Regions from separate parts of the Homo sapiens genome. Here region 2 is linked to region 1. Evidence: chromatin loops called from intact Hi-C (ENCODE). Cell type or tissue: natural killer cell. All regions are shown on one strand. Links, peaks and the distances in the headings refer to the core of each region. The heading gives the core; the rest is flanking DNA.

Region 1 (8,333 bases), core at 219-8,218:
GCTGTTCTCGAACTCCTGACCTCAAGTTATCCACCCACCTCGGCCTCCCAAAGTGCTGGGATTACGGGCGTGAGCCACCGCACCAGGCTAAGACTTTCTTTAAAGAGAATGCATAAAATTTTTCCTAAATTTGCAGCAGAGTTGAAAATACTTTTACCTTGAGCTTTATCAGAAGAAAAAGAGTAATTAATAGTAGAAAAGAGCCAGGAGTGGTGGTGCTCTTGCAGTCCCAGTTACTCCAGAGGCTGAGGTGGGAGGATGGCTTCAGCCTGGCAGTTCGAGACCAGCCTGGGCAACACAGTGAGACCCCATCTCTAAAAACTCAAAAAAAGAAATAAAAAAGCCCGGGTGTGGTGGCTCACGCCTGTAATCCCAGCACTTTGGGAGGCCGAGGCGGGTGAATCTGAGATAGGAGTTTGGGACCAGCCTGGCCAACATGGTAAAACACCATCTCTACTATAAATACAAAAATTAGCTGGGCGTGGTGGCATGCACCTGTAATCCCAGCTACTTGGGAGGTTGAGGCATGAGAATTGCTTGAACCGGGGAGGCAGAGGTTGCAGTGAGCCGAGATCGTGCCACTGCACTCCAGCCTAGGCAACAGAGCAAGACTCCATCTCATAAATAAATAAATAAATAAATAAATAAATAAATAGACACAGACACACATTCCCACATTCAGCACAATGGAAAGGGGGAAAGCCCAAGTTGGGGAGCTTAAGACTGAGCTCTACTGGTCCCAAAGCCCCAGGCAGCAATTTCACTTCTGAGTCCACCTCCTCATCTGTGAAGTGGAAGGATTCTGGCACCTTCCCCAGGGACTGGGTGAACACTGTAAGCCACACCCTAGGAAGCCCTGAGCCAGCTGGGGCTGGACCCACAGGAGCGCTGATGAAAGCCCCTGATGGCACAGGGAGAAAACAGAGCAAGAGCCTTGTAAGCACCATGGGGAAAGAGAACAGTGGCGCCCACACACAGCAGGGACACTGAGTGCAGAAGAACCAAGCCCGTGGCCCACTTACCCTGCCCAGGACATCAAGAGGCAGCTTTGAGTTCATGAGGACTGGCTTGACTTTGTCTCCAGAGAGCAAACCATTGATGGGCAAGAGGCTTTCAAAAATCCCATCAAATTTGGCCTTTTCTTCCACCTAGTTGGAAAGAAATAGCCCGAGTAAGTAGGAGAGCACACCTGTGTGAATGTCCAGACCGAGCTCTGACCGAAAGCCAAGTGAAAATGGCCACGGACCCATCATCACCCTTGGCTAAAAGCACAAAATGATCTTAGAACAGTCTTGGCCCCTTGGTTTCCAAAGTGAACATATACCCTGAAGGAAATAACGTTATGGCAACCTCGGATCTGGGAGCCAAGGTCCTCAGGAGGGAGGCCCTGGCCCCGGGTCTTGTCCTTCGTCCTAGCTGCTGCCTGAGTGTGGCAGGAGTCTCCCATGGTGGGGCAGTGTCTTTGCAGGGAGACAAAGATCAGTCTCACCTGCCTCCAAGGAGCCCACTTGTACCAGAAAGACAAAAGTGTGAGCAGATGTTAGTGCTTGAGCAAATAATTATCAAAATCAACTTAAAGTACAGGAAGTCCTCTTTTTTTTTTTTTTTTTCTTTTTTTGAGACAAAAATCTTGCTCTGTTGCCCAGGCTGGAGTGTAGTGGCACAATCTCAGCTCACTGCAACTTCCGACTCCCAGGTTCAAGCAATTCTCGTGCCTCAGCACTCGTACCTCCCGAGTAGCTGGGATCACAGGCATGCGCCACCAGGCCCGGCTAATTTTTGTATTTTTTGTAGAGATGGTGTTTCAACATGATGGCCGGGTTGGTCTTGAACTCCTGGCCTCAAGTGATCCGCCTGCCTCGGCCTCCCAAAGTGCTGGGATTACAGGTGTGAGCCACCAAGCCCAGCCACATACAGGAAGCCCTCCATTTCTAATGGTAAATAAATTAATACGTAAATAGGAATAGCTCTTCATGAACAGAGGGAAGGTACAGCATTAGGATGGGGAGTCACAGTTCCTGCTGTTCTGAAAGACATAGGGCAGGCAGCCCGTAAAAGGGGCCATGAGTGAGGCAGTGGCTTCCAGTCTGTTCCACCCTCCAAAGGAAACTTAACATTCCTGAACTGTACACTTAGAAATGGTTAAGATGGTAAATGTTACATGATGTGTCTTTCAACCACAATAAAAATTTTTTAATTTTTAAAAGACAAAAACCAAGACAGAGCCCTCAGTCACAGAGATGAGATCACCGGCAGACACCGCATGCTTTCACAGCTGTTGGTGCTAAGAAGCTGAGCGCTGCAGGTCTTTCTCGGGGGCCTGGGATCCTCTCCTGGCCATCGGACTTGCTGACTCAGTGCCTTCAGAAGCCCAGAAATGTTCACAACGGAAACAAACACTTGGCACTTCGGGCTTGTTCTTTCTGACTGTGGCTGTGAATGGAATGCAGAATCTCTCTCGACCACAGTACACCCCAATTACAGCATCTGGTCCTGTGCTCCCTGACTCCTCTCTGCGAGGTCCCCAGGCCCCTCAGTCCCAGCTCTTCCAGTGAGGCCTGGACATAACCCCTGGTGGAAAAGAGCCATCACATTTTAAAGTATAAGATCTCTTGGCACTGTTTCCCATGACAAAGTAGCTCTTTTTCAAAGTCCACACAATGCGCTGGGTGACAGGGAGAAACCCTTCACCACAGTGATTGCCACTGGCAAAGTGCTTGATGACAGAGGTGACTGCATGACTCCTCAGTCACATGACATATCTTCATGTCCTCTCCCTGCACAGATACCCCCACCCAGCCCATGACCTCTCCAAGAAGGGAGCAAACCAACCGTGTAAACATGGGACGAAAGTGCTTGGGACCTTTATTTGAGAGCAAGAGTGTTATTCATGTCAGGATTTAAGCCACATAAACGTGAGGAAATGTGACAGTCTGAAAGTGAAGGGAAGGTGAGGAGGCCTGATGTTACTTGGAGGGACCATGCTCACTTCCTTTAGAAGGAATTCTGTACTTAGAAGACAGCCCTCGTTTTTTTTCTTCTTTCTGGACGCAGTAGCTTATCTTTCCAGCCACAACATCCTCTGTTTTAAAAATAACACTTCAAGTGCTGAGAGAGGCTTTTCACAAAGCAATCAGAACATCAGGGAGGAAAGAATGGTAACATGCAAAGTGGCTGGAAAGAAGCGAGAAAGCAAGGGACACATTTGGGGGTCCACGTGCTTGCAAGCTCTCACCGTTTCCTCTTCTATTCTGAATAACCAACACAAGCAGCAAAAACCACAGAATGTGACCTAAAGATGCAAGATTTAAACTGCAGCCCTTTAATAATCCAACTCCTGACACTTAGTTGTCCAGGTAGGCAACTCCCAATTCCAGTGAAGGGCCACAGCCTTTGTAAAAGGTGTTCATTAGAAGAGGCGTTTCATCCAAGTGCTGTGGCCACTCACACTGAGACAGAAGAGCTGACACAATCATCCTATAAAATGTTCTGAACAACATCAAACTAGAACAATTCCAGAACAATTCTAGAACAACTGCTGGAACAATTCTATCTGAAGGAGAGCCAAGGAGGGAGCTATTCCCGTTCACTTACCCTCACAGCCCAGTGGGCCTCTGCAGAGGGCGGTGTGACCATCAGAGGGCTGCTGGTGTCGTGCTGAGAAGAGAGAGAAACATTCCTTTGTGGCTGGCACAGAATTAAATCATAGGTGGGTGGGTTTGCTGAAAAGGATACACGTTTCAAAGTGCTTTCAAAAAAGGGAAGACTTCACAAAGTTAAACACAGAATCACCACATGACCCAGCAATTCCACTCCTACGTATTGACCCAAATGAATTAAAAACGGATGTCCAAACAAATCCTTGTACATGAATGCTGGTAGCAGCACTATTCACAACAGTCAAAAGGGTGGAAATAACCCACATGTCCAGAGAGATGAATGGATAAAGATGTGGTCCATCCAGTAAATGGAATATGGAAACACTGATCCATTCTACAACATGGATGAACCCTGAAAACACGATGCTGAGAGAGAGGCCAGACACAAAAGACCATGTTAGAGAATTCCATTGATAGGAAATGTCCAGAACAGGCAAATCCATTGACAGAAATAAAATTAGTGGTTGCCAGCGACTGGGAGGGGGAGACAAGGAGTGATTACTTAATGTGGATGGGGTCTCCTTGCGGAGGGATGAAAAAGTTCTGGAGCTAGACAGAGGTAATGAAGACACAACACTGTAAATGCACTAAATACCACTAAATAGTTCACTTTAAAATTATTAATTTTCTATTATGTGAATTTCACCACAATAAAAGGGGAAGGCTAGAGAAAACATGGAAATATACATGCACATACACACATGCACATACACACACACACACATCTGGTATTAGAAGAATGTGAACTTGAAGGACTTGGACACTCACAAATTTAGGCGGTGGCATGCTCAAATTCAGATTGCTCAAGGTAACTTCATGGCCACTCTGTGCACAGGCCACCAGTCTCAGTGCAACATAGAAACCCTGCAAGTCCAAAGAAAGGGAAGGAGTAAACAGCATATCGCCAGTGAGGGTAGGGGGAGCTGTCTCTAACAGCAGGCTTCAGGGAAAGAGGATGTGCACTTCAACAATGAAGGCCGTCCGTGCAAAAACCCCTTGGAGCGTTGGGCTGAACTGGACTCACCTTGGGGACATCGCTTAAATGAATACACTAAAATGGACTTATCCTGGCCAGGTGTGGTGGCTCATGTCTGTAATCCTAGCACTTTGGGAGACCGAGGCAGGTGGATCACCTGAGGTCAGGAGTTCGAGACCAGCCTGGCCAACATGGCGAAACCTCATTTCTACTAAAAACATAAAAATCAGCCAGGCGTGGTGGCAGGTGCCTGAAATCCCAGCTACTTGGGAGGCTGAGGCAGGAGAATCACTTGAACCCAGAGGGTGGAGGCTGCAGTGAGCCAAGATCATGCCACTTCACTCCAGGCTGGGCAAAAAGAGCAAAACTCCGTCTCAAAATAAATAAATAAAATAAAATAAAATGGACTTATTCCACTGCATCTGGAAATCTGTAAAATTTCAGATGCATATATTTTCCAAAAACTATGAGCTCCCAACATTTAGGAAATGTTAGGTTGTATAAAGCAACAAAATTAAACATGGTTAAGGTTACGAATGATGGACCAAATATGTGCCGAATTTTTGTTTGTTTTAGAGATAGGGTCTCACTCTGTCACCCAGAGTGCAGTGGCGCAATCACAGCTCACTGCAACCTCAAACTCATGGGCTCAAGCGATCCTCCTGCCTCAGCCTCCTGAGTAGCTGGGACCACAGGTGTGCACCACTATGCCCAGCTAAGTTTTTATTTATTTTTTTAGAGGTGGGATCTCACTATGTTGCCCAGGCTGGTCTCAAATTCCTGTCCTCCTGCCTTAGCTTCCTGAGTAGCTAGGATTACAGGTATGAGCCACTGCACCTGGCTATGTGTTGAATTTTTTTTAAAGCAGTCGTAAATACACACGGTTGGTCAGAAACTCATATCTGTGGTTCACCACGATCCCCTCGGCCTCGTTGAATGGAACATCCCCTGCCCACCCCCAGTGGCCTGACGTGGACCCCACCTAGACACGGGAAGGAAGTTGAACTAGGCTGTCAGGTGCCTCCCTCCTAACCCAGGACCCACCACACAAAGGCTCAGTGGACTTGTGAGGGATCACTTAGCTTGTTTTTTTTCTGTTTTTTTTTTTTTTTATTAACTGGCCTAAGAACATGGATACTTTTAAAGCTATAAATACTGTTAACAGTTTTAAAAGTGTCTTCAAAGAGGTAAGTGCTAGGATCGGCCTTTCTCAGCCTGCTGTCCTCAGAAGCCCTTGCAGAGTGTAGAGGATCATAAGAGGGTTTTGAGAAAAGGGGACCTTTCATCCCTGCAAGGTCTGAGAAAAGAGAAAAATTAATAAATAGTAAAGAAAAAAAGAAAAAGGAATTAAGTAAGTTTAGAGGAACTGCATTAAGCAAAGTCAAATTTATTTTCCATAGGAATTCTCAGAACTTTTAACATGCAGACATGAGGCCGGGCACGGTGGCTCATGCCTATAATCCCAGCACTTAGGGAGGCCAAGATGGGAGGATTGCTTGAGCACAGGAGTTTGAGACCAACCTGGGCATAGTGAGACCTCGTCTCTACAAAAAAAATAATAAAAATTAGCCAGGTGTGGCAGTGTGTGCCTGTGGCCTCAGGTACACGAGAGGCTGAGGCAGAAGATCACTTGAACCCAGAAGATCGAGGCTGCAGTAAGCAGTGATCGCACCACTGCACTCCAGCCTGGGCAACAGAGCGAGGCTCAAAAAATAAAAAATAAAAAAACAAAACAACAAACATGCAGACATGCACCATGAACCTCAAAGAAGGGAGGTACAAGTGAAGGGGGCTTCCTGGACAGACTGGATCACAAGTCATGGCACAGCACAAACAAGGTCCCTTCTAACAAAATGGCCATCTACGACCACTTAAAATCACTTATAAGTACAGGCTGAGTATTCCTCATCCCAAATGCTTGGTATCAGAAGAGTTTCAGATTTCAGATTTTTTTTTTTTTTTTTTCAGATGGGGTTTTCACTGTGGAGGCTAAGGCATGAGAATCTTGTGAATCCAGAGGGCAGAGGCTGCAGTGAGCCAAGATCATGTCACTGCACTCCAGCCTGGGCAAGAGTTAGACTCTGTCTCCAAAAAAAAAAAAAAAAAACTCTGATTAAGGCCTTTAGTCAAAGTTACACCAATGTCTACTTTGTTACATTAATAACACCAATGTGGCTGGGCGTGGTGGCTCATGCCCATAATCCCAGCAGTTTGGGAGGCCGAGGTGGGCAGATCACCTGAGGTCAGGAGTTCGAGACCAGCCTGGCCAAGATAGTGAAACACTATCTCTACTAAAAATACAAAAATTAGCCAGGCATGATGGTTCTCGCCTGTAATCCCAGCTACTCCAGAGGCTGAGGCAGGGGAATCACTTGATCCTGGGAGGTGGAGGTTGCAGTGAGCCGAGATTGCACCACTGCACTCCAGCCTGGGCAACAGAGTGAGACTCCATGTCAAAAAAATAAAAAATAACACCAATGTTATTTTCTGGCTCTGATCACTGTGCTGTGGTTATGTAAGACACCATCACTGGGGAGAGCTGGCAAAAGATACACAGGAACCCTCCAAGCTATTTGTGCAACTTCCACGAGAGACTGGTCCAAAATAAAAAGTCTGGACAACACTTTAATCACATGTAAGGTTACAAAACATTAAAAGAAAAATAAATAAATAAATAAATAAAAGATACACTAGCCATGAAAGATGGCTCCAAGTGTTTAAAAGACCTTTATTTCAAAATGAAAACTTCCCGTGTTAAGTTTGACAGCCGTGCTCATGCCTAGTAATACTTGACAGTGGAGGAATGTGGAAGGAGCCGTGGAGGTCACCCAGCCTGGGGGCTCTGCCCAGCCCCTCCATTTGCTCTGTGTACATGTGTATATACCTGTTTGTCCAAGAACCCTTTACCTTCTGGATCGGCCAAGTCCCATATCTGCGGAAACACAAAAATGCTCATAAGCATGACTGCCGATCACTGTCCACGTGTTAACAAAAACCAGAGCCGCCACCACCCCATCACTGGCCTTGCGGGGCAGGAGTGACTGTCCCCAGGTTGTCCTGCAGATGAAGAAGCCAATTCAGAGCAGGTGAATGATCTGCCCAGGGGCGCACAGCCAGTCAGCGGCAGGGCCCAGAGGACATCCAGGTGCACTCAGCTCCCAAGCCAATGGTGTTTATGACACCCTTCTTCCCCCAACTAAAGTCCGCAAGTGGCCAAGCGCGGTGGTTCACGCCTGTAATCCCAGCACTTTGGGAGGCCAAGGTGGGCGATTCACCTGAGGTCAGGAGTGCGAGACCAGTCTGGCTAACACAGTGAAACCCCGTCCCTACTAAAAATACAAAAAATTAGCCGGGCGTGGTGGCAGGTGCCTGTAGCCCCAGCTACTCGGGAGGCTGAGGCAGGAGAATGGCGTGAACCCAGAAGGTGGAGCTTGCAGTGAGCTGAGATCACGCTACTGCACTCCAGCCTGGGCGACAGAGCGAGACTGTCTCAAAAAAAAAATTAGCCGGGTGTGGTAGCATGTGCCTGTAATCCCAGCTATTCAAGAGGCTGAGGCAGGAGAATCACTTGAACCCGGGAGGAGGAGGTTGCAGTGAGCCGAGATCGCGCCGCTGCATTCCAGCCTAGGCAACAAGAGCGAAACTCTGTCTCAAAAAAAAAAAAAAAAAAAAAAGTCCACAAGCTATCAAGACCCCAA
Region 2 (8,333 bases), core at 154-8,153, 130 kb after region 1:
AGAAAGAAAAGAAAAGAGAAAGCCTAACAGGGGATTTCCTCCATTCTCTCTGAGGGTTAGGAGTCTCCTTTCCCATTCTCCAGACTCCAAGCAGAGAACATCTCTGTTCTCATTCAGTGCCCACATCTACCTTCTGAGCTGCCTCATGTCCAGGCTGAAGACACAGGAGGAAGAAGAATGACGAACTCACTGGTGGCTCCAAGGCACTCTGAATTCTGGTCTTTCCTCCGCCCATCTGCCTGCTACCATTTATTTCTCGGTTCTCAAGTAGCTGCTTCATGCATTCTGTCCAAGTTTTGAAACCAGGCCACCTGCTCCAGAGTCTAGGAATCCCCGCCTGTCTTTTGCCAAGCCATTTGGCAACTGGGCCAGGCGTCTCTGGGAACTGCCCACTGCAGCCTTTGATTCTTGGTAGACTGGAGAGCAGCAGACACCAGCTGACATTCTCCCATCTCATCCTCTTCCCGCCTGTTCTGGAGAACAGGACTGCGACGGTGCTAACTAACCTGCTGTCTGTGTAGTCTATGTGGGAGACACAAGACAAAGAGGGGGAACCCAGACATGTGGGAACCCCATCTTCAGACTGCAACATTAGTGAATATGGTGTATGCCTAGGGCTGCTATTAAAATACACAAAGTCATGCTCATGTTAAAAAACATATGGGCCAAGTGTGGTGGCTCACAGCTGTAATCCCAGCACTTTGAGAGGCCAAGGCGGGAGGATGGCTTAAGGCCAGGAGTTCAAGACCAACCTAGGCAACAGTGGGAGACAGTCTCTACGAAAAAAAAGAACCAACCAAACAAAACACCACCAAACATAACATACATAGCCTCAACTAAAAAAAAAAGGTTACTTAAGGTATTACAACAACAAAAAAGATAATGACTAGAACAACAATAACAACACAAAATGTCCTAAGTGCAAGAAAAGCAAAGACAAAAAAACACAGCAAAAGCCTGTATGTTTCTGTCCATGTGTGGACACATACATACTCTAATGAGCTGTAACACAGAACAGCAGAGGAACTGACAGGAAACCCACTGACACTATTACACAGCCGTACAAGAAATGAGAAAGGCCTTCTATGTCGTTATGAAGAGCTCTCTGGGACGATGAGATGAAATGAACAAGGTGCAGAATAGTTCAGCTCCCCTTCAGTATCCACGGAGGACTGGTTCTAGGGACCCCTGCGGATGCCAAAATCTACAGATATTCAAGTCCCTTTTATAAAATGGTTTAGTATTTGCATGTAATCCATGCACATCCTCCCATATACTTGAAATCATCGCTAGATTACTTGTAATCCCTAATACAATAAAACTGCTATACAAATAATTGTTATACTGTATTATTTTAAAATGTCTTATTCTTTATTATAGTATTTTGTTTTTCTACCATATATTTTCAATTCGCAGTTGGCTGAATCCACTAGTGTGGAACCCACAGATATGGAAGGATGACTGTATGTTTATATTTATTTTTGAGATAGGGTCTTGCTCTGTCATGCTGGCTGGGGTGCAGTGGCTCAAACATGGCTCACTGCAGCTTTGACCTTCCCGGGCTCAAGTGATCTTCCCACCTCAGGCTCCCAAGTAGCTCGGACTACAGGCATGTGCCACCATGCCGGGTTAATTTTTGGTTTTGTTTTACGTAGAGACGGGGTTTCACCATGTTGACCAGGCTGGTCTCAAACTCCTGAGGCTAAAGCAGTCTGCCTGCCTCTGCCTTCCAAAATACTGGGATTACATGTGTGAGGCACTGTGCCTGACCTGTAAATTTAAAAAGCTACTTTTTGGGCTGGGCGTGGTCGCTTACGCCTATAATTCCAGCACTTTGGGAGGCCGAAGTGGGTGGATCACCTAATGTCAGGAGTTTGAGACTAGCCTGGCCAAAATGGAGAAACCCCACCTCTAGTAAAAACACACAAAAAATTAGCTGGGCGCGGTGGTGGGTGTCTGTAGTCCCAGCTACTCGGGAGGCTGAGGCAGGAGAACTGCTTGAATCCGGGAGGCGGAGGCTGCAGTGAGCCGAGAACATGCCATTGCATTCTAGCCTAGGAGACAGAAAAACTCCGTCTCAAAAAATAAAATAAAATAAAATAAAATAATAAAATAAAAAGCTACTCTGTGTGTAATAAGGACAGAGGGTGATTATACATGCAAATTTGCTTATATTTGCAAAAATATGGAACAGGTGAACTAGGAGCCTAAGAAATGTTATCCATGGTCAGGGAGGGGACAGGGAGAGTACAGGAATCATGACCAGACTTCTTCTTTTTTTTTATTTTTATGAGACAGTCTCACTTTGTCACCCAGGTTGGAGTGCAGTGTCGTGATCTCAGCTCACTGCAACCTCCACCTACCTAGTAGCTAGGATTATAGGCGTACGCCACCACACCAGATAATTTTTATATTTTTTCTAGAGATGGGGTTTCCCCACGTTGGCCAGGCTGGTTTCGAACTCCTGGCCTCAAGGGATCCACCTACCTCGGTCTCCTAAAGTGCTGGGATTCCAGGTGTGAGCCACCACACCCAGCCTGCAAAGAAATACTAACCTTTTCTCAGCACTCCAGTTGCAATTGTGCTGTGAGAATGCTCATTCTGAAGCAATTATATGAGTGAGTGTACAGTAGAATAACATCAGTGAATAACGGGTAGAATAAGCAACTAAGAAACGAGGAGCGGAACCAAGCATACCAGCGACGAGATCTAAATATGAAATTCAAAACAGCAAAGATCTGGACTGTTCAACTGAAAGTGACGCTAATTGCTAGGAACTCTTTGCTGCTGCCCCAAGTGTGTACTTCCTAATTTTTCACAGTAAAGGCCTAACAACAATGACCACCCAGCAGCAAAAAGCACCCATGGCACCTGGATTGTGTCTCTAAATACCGCTCCCCACTAACGGCACCTGGAGTCCTGAAGGAGGGGCTGACTGCAGCTCTGGGATGGGAAGTACACAAGGTGAAGGCGGGCATCCCGCTGGGAGAAACGCTGACCCACAGTGCTAGAAGGGCAAGGAGCCAATCAGAAGGGCTCCAATGGCTAAGACAGGACAATTTTTTTTTCTTCTTTTTTTTTAAGATGGAGTCTCGCTCTGTCGCCCAGGCTGGAGTGCAGTGGTACGATCTCAGCTCACCGCAACCTCCGCCTTCCAGGTTCAAGCAATTCTCCTGCCTCAGCCTCCTGAGTAGCTGGGATTACAGGCGTGCACCACCATGCCTGGCAAATTTTTGTATTTTCTGTAGAGATGGGGTTTCACCACGTTGGCCAGGCTGGTCTTGAACTCCTGACCTCAAGTGATCTGCCCACCTCGGCCTCCCAAAGTGCTGGGATTACAGGCTGGAGCCACTGCGCCTGGCCAAGACAGGACAATTTGACTAGGAAAACGAATAATTCATGCAACTGACAAACACATAAAAGTTCACAATGATGCTGGAGAAAAAAAGAGAACCCCTTCCCTACCCCCAAACAAACCCTCAACTCTGGTCAACATTTGGAGTAAGCTCCAACTCTCTATCCTGAAAATTAGTCATCAAAAGGAACAGTTAAGCATTAAACTGCCTTTCTCGTACCATACTTCAAGGTAACAAACTAGTCCTGGAAGATGGAAAGTTCTTCACAGAAGAATTACAGCTCATCAATGTGAAACGAAAGTTAGAAAAGTGAGCCATGGTTTACTGATTGGGAAAATAGAGGTAATATCCACTACTTCAGCAGGTGGAGCCAAGGATTAAAGATAAGAAATGTCACAAATCCAGCTAGACCACATTAAGACCTCAATAAATATTTACTTTTCCTTTCTAACTCGAGTCTGGAAGAATCGCACTGGCCTCCTCCTCACCGCAGGCACTTGCATTCATTTATAACACATTCTCTGAAGGCAGACCCTGCAGGTGGCAAAAAGATTCGACGTGGAGTAAATGGAAACAGAGACCAGGGAGGAACTGAGCTGCACAGTTTTCTTTCTTTCTTTTTTTTTTTTGAGACGGAGCTTCACACTTGTTGCCCAGGCTGGAGTGCAGTGGTGCGATCTCGGCTCACTGCAAACTCTGCCTCCTGGGTTCAAGCGATTCTCCCACCTCAGCCTCCCAAGTGGCTGGGATTACAGGCGTGCACCACCACGCCTGGCTAATTTTGTATTTTTAGTAGAGACAGGATTTCACCATATTGGTCAGGCTGGTCTCGAACTCCTGACCTCAAATGATTCACACACCTTGGCCTCCCAAAGTGCTGGGATTATAGGCGTAAGCCACCACACCCAGGCAGCGCATGTTTTTTTCTTTTTTTTTTGACACGGAGTCTCCCTCTGTCACCCAGGCTGGAGTGCAGTGGCACCATCTCGGCTCACTGCAACCGCCACATCCTGGGTTCAAGCAATTCTTCTGCCTCAGCCTCCCAAGTAGCTGGGACTACAGGTGCGAGCCACCATGCCTGGCTAATTTTTGTATTTTTGGGAGAAACAGGGTGTCACCATATTGGCCAGGCTGGTCTCAAACTCCTGACCTCGTGATCCGCCCGCCTTGGCCTCCCAGAGTGCTGGGATTACAGGCGTGAGCCACTGCGCCCGGCTTTTTTTTTTTTTTTTTTTTTTTTTGGCCAGTGCATAGTTTTCAAAGTTCCAGGGCTGGCAAGGCACAGTGGCTCACATCTGTAATCCCAGCACTTTGGGAGGCCAAGGCAGATCTCTTAACGCCAGGAGTTCAGGACCAGCCTGGGCAACATAGTGAGACCCTGTCTCTCCAAAAACAGTAAAAAAACAAAAATCAAACAAAAAAAAATTAGCCAGGCATGGTGGTATTCGCCTGCAGTCCCAGTTACTCGGGAGGCTGTGGGAGGATCGCTTGAGCCCCGGATTGAGGTCAAGGCTGCAGTGAGCCATGATTGTGCCACTGCACTCCAGCCCTGGCAACAGAGCGAGGTTCTGTCTCTAAAAAATAAACATTTAAAATAAAAAATGAGTAAAAATAAAAAGTCAATGTGCTATCTGGACTATACTGTCAGGAGGTGAAAGAGTCACCTTCTCTTCCTTGACGCTACTGGCGCACACACAGCAGCTATCAGCACCTGGGATCAAGCACACCAGAGAAGGAAATACACAGGAAACCCACTTCCTCGATGGCGTGCATCGTCACCGTGAGGCATTACAGAGGACTGACTGCTGAAAGCGCTGGCTGTCAGGTGCCCAAAAGATACCACAATGTTAACATGCAGCTACAGCTCCTCAACAAAGCACCTATTCTGGAACTAGCCAAGAAAATGGCGTGTTCTTGGTGCTGTACAACTCACCAAGTCGCTGCTGACCAGGAAAGCCGAGAGGTCCACCAGAACCCAGGTGGGGATCATAAAGAAGACGGCGTGGCAGCCCAGGATGTTGAGCAGCCGGAGATGGTGGATCCGTGAATCTCGCAAGACCTGGAAAGGGAAAGCCTCTTTAGAGGGTGATTAAAACTATATGTGGCAAAAAGGGCTCCAGTGACTCAGGCCCCAAACACAGTGACTGGACATTAACCCTGACATCTGAGCTTGGACACCAAACCTGCAAGTGCATTTGTGAGGACATACACAGCACAGGCCTGAAACAAGCACCATGCTCCACGCATAAACGACTGAGAAAAGAAAACAAAAATAAAACAGTAACACTCAGTGCTGGTGAGGATGAAGTGAAGTAGGCACTCTGAAATTCCACTGGTTTGAGGCTGAATTGGTATAACCTTTCTAAAATACGACCAGACAAACCATATTAAGAGTGATTAACGTTTCATACCCTCTAACCTGAGAACTGTAAGCCTATCATAATGAAATAACTGAGACAGGAAAACATCACACACGTGATTGTTTCTACATTACAATGAAAAGTTGGAAATAAGTGGTATTTCCAATAGAGAGACTGCATTAACTGTGGTACCTGAAAAGTGTGTGATTATCACAGGAGTTAAGAGCAATTTTTTTTTTTGAGACGGGGTCTCACTCTATTCCTATTGCCTAGGCTGGTCTCGAACTCCTAGCCTCAAGTGATCCTCCTGCCTTGGCCTCCCAAAGTGCTGGGATTATAGATGTGAGCCACTGCACTAGGCTTCAACAAGTTTTAAAATCTTGTTTTAAATTGAAGTTTTTAGCTAGGCCTGGTGGCTAATGCCTGTAATCCCAGTGCTTTATGAGGCTGAGGTGTGAGGATCACTTGAGCTTCGAAGACTGAGGCTGCAGTAAGCTATGATTGTGCCACTGCACTCCAGCCTGGGCGACAGTGAGCCTTGGTCTCAATAAAAGAGCTTTTCTTTATTTTTTTCTTATTGAGCACATTAACTTTATAATAGAAAAACTTTTTTTTGTTTTTGAGATGGAGACTCACTCTTGCCCAGGTTGGAGTGCAGTGATGCAAAATCTCAGCTCACTGCAAGCCCCGCTTCCTGGGTTCAAGCAATTCTTGTGCCTCAGTGTCTGGAGTAGCTGGGATTACAGATGCGTGCCTGGCTAATTTTTATGTTTTTAGTAGAGATGGGGTTTTGCCATATTGGTCAGGCTGGTGTTGAACTCCTGGCCTCAAGTGAACCGCCCGCCTTGGCCTCCCAAAGTGCTGGGATTATAGGCATGAGCCACTGCGCCCGGCCAGAAAAACAAACTATTTAAAAAGCAAAATGACAAACAGAAAATCAGCAGAATGGCAATCAAGATTTTTCTGCTCTAATAGCAAAGAAATTTCTACTCCGCCTGTTTTCCCAATGCCACCAGTTTGCTGCCCGCACACCCCTGAAACCCCATGCATGTCCGCTGATGGTGACCAAATACCTTTTTGGAGAAAATGTTCTGAAGCGAGAAGCACAGCGTGGCGGCGAGGGCGCTGACGAGTCCCCACATGTCAAAAGACAACTCGGTGACGGTGGCCAGCAGGACACCGCTGATGATGGGGATGAGTGACAAGTATACCTGCAGGAAGAGGTCATCAAGAAGGGCTCACAGGCCAGACTAGAGCTGGGCCACATGCCACAGATGCCCAGGGAAGAGCCCCTCTCCTCCCTCAGCAAAGGGATACCACCTAACACTTTGAAAGTGGTGTTTGCTGTGCCAGTGACGCTCTGGTGGGTGGCTGGGGGCAGGTGGTTATCAGAGCGCCAGGGGCAGGGCTTATTTGTGGGTAGCCCCATCCCCATACCGTCACCCCCATTAAGAGCCTCTGCTCAGGGCCACAGCCCGGGGCTGGTCCTAACTCCACAGATCTGTTCAGCTGCCACTGACGCACCAGGGTTTGAAGCCCTGATCCTCTATAAGGCTCCCCCATTCCCTCTTTTTAAAAAATAGTTTTTTTGAGACAAAGTCTCGCTCTGTCGCCCAGGCTGGAGTGTAGTGGCACAATCGTGGCTCACTGCAACCTCTGCTTCCCGGGTTCAAGCGATTCTCCTGCCTCAGACTCCCCAGTAGCTGGGATTACAGGGATGTGCCACCACGCCCGGCCAATTTTTTTGTACTTTTAGTAGAGACAGGATTTCGCCATGTTAGCCAGGCTAGTCTTGAACGCCTGATCCACGTCATCCATCCACCTTGGCCTCCCAAAGTACTGGGATTACAGGTGTGAGCCACTGTGCCCAGCCCCCATTCCCTCTTACTTCAGGCTCTTCCAGTATGGTTACTCCTGGCTGGCACACTCCACTGATGCCTTCTCCTCCCAGTGACCTCCTGCCTCCACAAGGAGTGCTTTCTCCAACCCACCTCCACCTTGGGAGGCTCCTGTGCTGTGCTCCCAGGGCCACTGCCTGGACTTCCCCAGCAGAGAGCTCTCCACTCACTCTTTTTTTTTTTTTTTGAGACGGAGTCTCGCTCTGTCACCAGGATGGAATGCAGTGGCATGATCTCGGCTCACTGCAACCTCTGCCTCCCAGGTTCAACCGATTCTTCTGCCTCAGCTTTCTGAGTAGCTGGGACTACAGGTGCCTACCACCACGCCCAACTAATTTTTGTATTTTTAGTAAAGATGGGGTTTTGCCATGTTGGCCAGGATGGTCTCGATCTCTTGACCTCGTGATCTGCCCACCTTGGCCTCCCAAAGTGCTGGGATTACAAGCGTGGGCCACCGTGCCCAGCCTCTCCACCCACTCTGTCTGTTACATCATCCGGTCCCGTTAGTGTACCTTAGAGCAGGTCCTTGTTCACTGCTTTATCCTGGTGCCTAGCACTCAGTAGGCACTCAATAGCTGCTAGCTGAATGAACGAGTAGCAAACATAGTGACAGAGAGCCTTCTAGAAGGTCTGGCATGCAGGGCTAAACAACTCCCAACTTCCAGGATCCACCAGGATCCATTCCCGCGTGTCCAGCTCTTCTGACTCTCGGCTCAATC

The links. Peaks named below come from ENCODE experiments on the same cell type or tissue, not always from the same donor. Only the 100,000 strongest peaks of a DNase experiment are listed, where the experiment ranks them.
Region 2: it touches region 1 in a loop (4-fold over the local background); 1 of 110 quality-filtered maps calls a loop at or near these places.

What each region holds. Positions count from the first base shown.
Region 1 is chr19:16,433,343-16,441,675 of GRCh38, forward strand. EPS15L1 (epidermal growth factor receptor pathway substrate 15 like 1) reads right to left here. Exons shown (of 24, transcript NM_001258374.3): 4 at 7,520-7,567; 5 at 4,428-4,523; 6 at 3,595-3,657; 7 at 1,023-1,148. Among named protein-coding and RNA genes, the nearest start is that of EPS15L1, 34 kb to the right of the region's middle. RefSeq lists enhancers at 7,719-8,219, 8,220-8,333. In natural killer cell, for the core only: no CTCF peak of the experiment used is centred there; no DNase peak of the experiment used is centred there; H3K27ac peaks cover 3,809 bases.
Region 2 is chr19:16,561,243-16,569,575 of GRCh38, forward strand. SLC35E1 (solute carrier family 35 member E1) reads right to left here. Exons shown (of 6, transcript NM_024881.5): 3 at 6,790-6,927; 4 at 5,290-5,415. Among named protein-coding and RNA genes, the nearest start is that of SLC35E1, 7.0 kb to the right of the region's middle. RefSeq lists an enhancer at 8,298-8,333. In natural killer cell, for the core only: no CTCF peak of the experiment used is centred there; a DNase peak (open chromatin) is centred at 5,129; H3K27ac peaks cover 1,137 bases.